2 separate regions of the Homo sapiens genome follow, and region 1 is linked to region 2. Evidence: chromatin loops called from intact Hi-C (ENCODE). Cell type or tissue: PC-9. All regions are shown on one strand. Links, peaks and the distances in the headings refer to the core of each region. The heading gives the core; the rest is flanking DNA.

Region 1 (2,811 bases), core at 161-2,660, 62 kb before region 2:
CTAGGCTTTCACTGGGGGGAGAAGTCAATCTGAGTTATTCTGGAGAAAGATTGGACCTGCCAGGGAAATAAAGATGCAAAACGTCTGTAGCATAAAACCAACCCTAGTGTTTTATTCTCCTATGAACATTTGAGATGGAACACGATGTGGAAGTGAAAGTATAATCTACCTGGTGAATTTGAGAAAAGTCACTCTCAATTTTACTTTGATGACAAATGGAATTAATAAAGATGCCTGGCTCATATGTTAAAGTACCTTCTGTCTCAGCGAGGAGGCCTGGCTCAGAAACCACAGTGGAGTTAACAAGCCAGACACCAGACTAAACATCTCAGAACTCGCTGCTGTGCCTCATTCCTGGTCCCTACCTTTCCGGTGTGTGCCTGCATCATTAATTCCCTCTGTTTGGCATGGCCTGGCTTTCCCAAAACAGAAACCAAGGAACCGGGGTCCTCTGTTTCAGCAGCTGAAGAGCTGATTTCTGAGCATGGACACTAAGATTCTTTTCTCCTGTCCACCTTACACTTCACCCACAACTCATCTTCTTCCTCTTCCCTACGTCCCAACCCCTTACCCTCCCACCACCCTGCCTCCCAGGACATTTATGTGTATGACCCCAGACCAGTAAGGGAGGAACAAAGAGCTGCTGCTTCAGGCAGCAGCAGCTGGAGGAGAGGGTGGAGAGGGCAGCTGGGGACTCCAGGAAGACTCCCCGAGCACTGGCAGCTCCAGCGCAGCCCGGGGCAGTCCAGCCTGGAAAGCGCCCTAGTGGAGTCCTCGCAGGCGGCTCCGCAGCGCACGCCCAGGGCCTTCCGCCGGCCCGAACCCAGGGCGGCAGCAGCCAGAGTTTGGCAGAGACCCCGGGTGAGAAGCCAGTGGTGGGGGGCGGGCAAGTGAAGCTGCAGCACAGAGCTGGAGATGCAGATCCGACACTAGCAGTGCTCCGTGCCGCAGACTTCCCGACCCGCTCCCTGGACCCAGACCCGACCCCGCGCACCTGGACCAAGCGGCCACCCTGTTCTCTCAGGGCGCTCTCTGGGGACGCGGCTTGGGCGAGCTCCGGAGGCTGGAACCACGGCGACAGGAGACTTCACTCCTCCATCCTGAGACCCGGCAGCACGTTATAGACAGCCGTGCACTTCCTGTTTGAAAACACAGGGGAGAGAAAGAGCTAGAGAGATCCAAGTGTCGGCAGCGGGGAGGAAGGAGTGCAGGGCGGCGGGGAGGCAAGACCAGGGGGTCACCGCTTGCATAACTGCCATGGTGGGCACCCAGCGCTCCCCTGGCCGTGGCGACCCCGCCGCACCGGCTGCCCGCGTGGTGCCGAGGTGGCGCGGCCTCGGCCCGGGCCCCCCCTGCTGGTGGCCTCGCTGCCAGCCACCCGCCCGCCCGCTCGCTCACAGCCCTTCCGTTTGCAGCTGCTGCTCGGGTTCTCCCCTCCCCACAAGTACCTAGATCAATGGACTCCACGCTTCCTCCGCCGGTGCCCAGTGTGATCGGCCTTCTTTTTCTTCCTTTCTTCACCCTCCCAACCCCCACCCCTACCCCCCAGAAAATAATTACCTCGGGGAAGGTGTAAAGACAAGACTGAGCCTTTGCAGGGGAGTAGGGGCTGGATTTATGCAAATTTTTAAAGTTCATAGCCACATCCCAGTATATCCACTACAGCTCAGCAGCTGTGAGAGATTCAAGATGGGAAATTACTTGTCTTGTGCCTCGCTGGCTCAAAAGAGAAAGCGTGCACACAGCTGCCAACACAGAGCAGCCAGGAACTGCAAAACAGTAACAACAACAAAACTACATAGTATCCTCGGTTCCTCCTAGGGTCTCTACTCAGATCAACCTGTCAACCTCATCCTCACAGTCTACCAACATTTATATATACCAATTCCACATGGAGCATAATCGCATGGTGCATTCTTCCAGAAAATGATTCCGTAGTTCTCTGTGCTATGTAATCACAGAGAAGTTCCATAGTCCTGGGATTACATTCATTCATTTTGTTGAACTCTGACTTAAGTGGACTTCAGTACAGTGTTAAAAAGAGTACACAGATGGCTTAAGAATCTGCTGTATGTAGAGTGTGCTGGCTATGGGGATTCGCATTTGTAACCTGCCTGCCCTTACATGCACAGTCTACCAGGTTAAAAAGCGCTTACAGGACTGTCTCTTGACAAACGGCTCCTTTTATTATCAAGCTGTTGGCATTCATGGTTCCATACTCAAAATGGAGAATGTAATACAAACAATAATCATTCTACATATGAAGCTCAGTTTTGACTGAAGCAGAAAGGAACGGATAGATATTAAGCTCCTACTCAGTGCTAGACAACATCTCATTTTAAATCCCTCTTGGCCTTAATATTTTCCAACAGATCTGCAAAAGTCATATTCCCAAGTGAGGAAACAGGGTCAGAGAAATTAAAAAACTGTTCCCATGGCTCTGGCAGAAAGTGGTCAAATGGAGAACTGAATACAGGTCTTTCCTGATTATAAAATCTGTACCATTTCCCCTACACTGCGAATTCCTACAATGATCACAAATTCTTTTTTTTTTTTTTTTTTCTGAGACAGAGTCTCGCTCTGTCGCCCAGGCTGGAGTGCAGTGGCGTGATCTCGGCTCACTGCAACCTCCGCCTCTCGGGTTCAAACGATTCTCCTGCCTCAGCCTCCCGAGAAGCTTAAACTACAGGCACACGCCACCATGCCCAGCTAATTTTTTTGTATTTTTAGTACAGATGAGGTTTCACAATGTTGGCCAGGATGATCTCGATCTCCTGACCTCATGATCCACCCGCCTCAGCCTCCCAAAGT
Region 2 (2,811 bases), core at 183-2,682:
TGTACCTAGGAGGTGATGAAGGGCAGAGAGGAGACTGTGGGCTGGAGCTGTTTGGAACCACAATTTGGGCCCAGAGAATCCGAGCTCAGGGAAGTCTGATCTGGCCCCAGGTCAGGTCTGATTGATTTTAGGGTCACTTTGGGAAATGAGGAAAGTCCAGCAGTTATACTGCAACAGAAAGGCTGATGATAGTTTATGCTGATTCTGAACTTTTCTTTATTGGAAGAGCTGCCTTTTTAAAATGAGATATGTATAAAGAAAGAACCCAGAGAAATATGTATTTGTTTCTGGTTCCTGGCATAGAGCTCCTAAAGCTCTAGTAATTCTCTGAGTGATAAGAGCATCTTTGTTCTAATGAGGCAACTCTTGCTGGGCTCCTTTATAACTTTGGGATTGAGGTTGGTTGCCAGGAAGACCCAGTCTTGATGAGAAACTTGGAAAATTCAGTCCCATCCTCCAAGGGAGAGAAGCTAGGGCTTCAGTTAATAATCAATCATGCCGACATGATGAAACCTCCATAAAACCCCCTAAATACTTGGTGACCACATCAAGGTGCTGGGAGGGTGCCAGAGGAAACTCCACGCACCACCCCCACACCTCGACTTGTGCGTCTTTTCCATTTGGCTGTTTCTGAGTTTGGCTGTTTCTGAGTTTATAATAAACTGGTACTAATATGTAAAGTGTTTAACTAAGTTCTGTGAGCTGTTCTAGGAGGGGGTTGTGGGAACCCCTGATCTGTAGCTGGTGGGTCAGAAGCCCAGATGTCCTGGACTTGTGATTGGCATCTGAAGTCTGATGTGGAGACAGTTTTGTGGAACTGAGCCCTTTCACTTTTAGCATCTGACACCAACTCTGGCAGTTAGTGTCAGAATTGAATTGAATTGTACAACAGCCAGTTGTTGTCTGGAGAGTTGGAGAATTGGTTGGTGGGAGGAAAAATCTCATTTGGTGCCAGATGTGTTGTGAGAAAAGAAAAAAAAAAAAAACAGCTCATGAGCTCTGTCTTTTCTTGAACTGACTGTGCTGTTACCATGCAGTAATAGTTGAAGGTGAGATCCTTTCTTTTGGTATGTTTTAGGGAAAAAAGCCCAGAAACATACTTTAAAATTGGAAAGAGCAAGAGTATATGGATGTGTATGTGTAAGACATTCTGATTCCTAGGGGGATACGCAACCATCTTTATTATTATTATACATTTTTAGAGTCGAGGTCTTGCCATATTGCCCAGGCTGGCCTCAAACACCTGGACTCATGTGATTCTCCCACCTTAGCCTCCTGAATAGCTAGAACAATAGGCATGTACCACTGCACTCGGCCACAACAATTTTAAGAAAAAAATCTGGCCTGACAAGGTGGCTCATGCCTATAATTCCAGCATTCTGGGAAGTCAAAATGAAAGGATTACTTAGGCTAGGAGTTAAAGACAAGCCTGGGCAGCATAGTGAGACCTCATCTCTACAAAAAAATTAAAAAAATTAGCTGGGTGTGGTGGCATGTGTTCAGGAGGCTGAGGTGGGAGGATTGCTTGAGCCCAGGAGGTCAAATCTGCAGTGAGGCATGATGGCGCCACTGCACTCCAGCCTAAGTGACAGAGTGAGATCTTGTCTAAAAAAAAAAAAAAACTATCCTGCTTGATATAGATCTAGATTTGTAGTCATCATAGAATAACAACATGGCCAATTCTGCCATCTGTTGGTTGTATGAGCACTATGAATAATCAACTCTGTGTGTGAGACACTTGAAATCATTGAATGCTGGAATGAAAAACCATATAATGCATAAGCTGTCAGGGACAGGCGGGGTCAGTCCTGTTTCTCATGATCTTTTTGAAATAGATAGACACTTTATAACCTTTACTGCTTGTTCAATTCAAAAACAGACAACACATTGGAATGTCGTCGTGGCACTGAAGCTCAGCTCTTTTTTGATCCCTATTGTTGATGTTAGCACCTATTCAGATCCCTTTATAATGACACTGGAAATTACATATGTGAAAATATGTATACAGTTATTCCTGTAATCTTTTGTTAAAAAAGGTTAATTTCCAATTTTTAAATAATTCACTTTAAAGATATGGGATGGGGGCTCTTTCCTGAAATTTAGATAGTATTCAAATCATAGCATAGTGCCTGAGGACTTCCACATCTATTGCATACTGCTTGCTTAATGAAAGTTGAATTTCTAATGCCTTTAAAAATTAATGCTTTGGCTGGGCGCGGTGGCTCACGCCTGTAATCCAGAACTTTGGGAGGCTGAGGTGGGCGGATCACGAGGTCAAGAGATCATGACCATCCTGGCCAACATAGTGAAACACTGTCTCTACTAAAAATACAAAAATTAGCTGGGCGTGGTGGCGCATGCCTGTAGTTCCAGCTACTCGGGAGGCTGAGACAGGAGAATTGCTTGAACCCAGGAGGCGGAGGTTGCAGTGAGCTGAGATTGCGCCATTGCACTCTAGCCTGGTGACAGAGTGAGACTCTGTCTCAAAAAAAAAAAAGAAAAATTAATGCTTCTTAAAGAAGAAAATATCCTTCTACTCAGTGAGGAAAACATGATATATATGCTTATAGAGTATAACTTTTGGCTCTTGAATACTATACATTTTTCTTTGTCATACTTTTGTTAACTTATTACAGTATCTTGAAAACTTTTGAAATAGCACACGTTGCTCAAGTATGTTTTTCCATTTGGAAAGTCTTAGTGCTTTTTCTACTGCACTTTTACTTAGTGATTCATTTTCCATCTTGTCTCAGGACCCAAGATGAATTGAACCAAACATGCAACCGCCCGCCCCCATCTTTACTGTTTTTC

What was found. Peaks named below come from ENCODE experiments on the same cell type or tissue, not always from the same donor. Only the 100,000 strongest peaks of a DNase experiment are listed, where the experiment ranks them.
Region 1: it touches region 2 in a loop (8-fold over the local background); 3 of 110 quality-filtered maps call a loop at or near these places.

The regions. Positions count from the first base shown.
Region 1 is chr1:89,841,966-89,844,776 of GRCh38, reverse strand. LRRC8D (leucine rich repeat containing 8 VRAC subunit D) reads right to left here. Exons shown (of 3, transcript NM_001134479.2): 2 at 995-1,139. Among named protein-coding and RNA genes, the nearest start is that of LRRC8D-DT, 22 kb to the right of the region's middle. RefSeq lists silencers at 1,170-1,389, 1,913-2,207. In PC-9, for the core only: CTCF peaks have their summits at 1,150 and 1,349 (motif pointing left); DNase peaks (open chromatin) are centred at 1,116 and 1,566; H3K4me3 peaks cover 2,010 bases; H3K27ac peaks cover 2,455 bases.
Region 2 is chr1:89,779,721-89,782,531 of GRCh38, reverse strand. All of the region lies in intron 1 of LOC107985744 (a long non-coding RNA gene), which reads right to left. Among named protein-coding and RNA genes, the nearest start is that of LRRC8D, 40 kb to the left of the region's middle. In PC-9, for the core only: CTCF peaks have their summits at 1,476 and 1,683 (motif pointing left); a DNase peak (open chromatin) is centred at 1,671.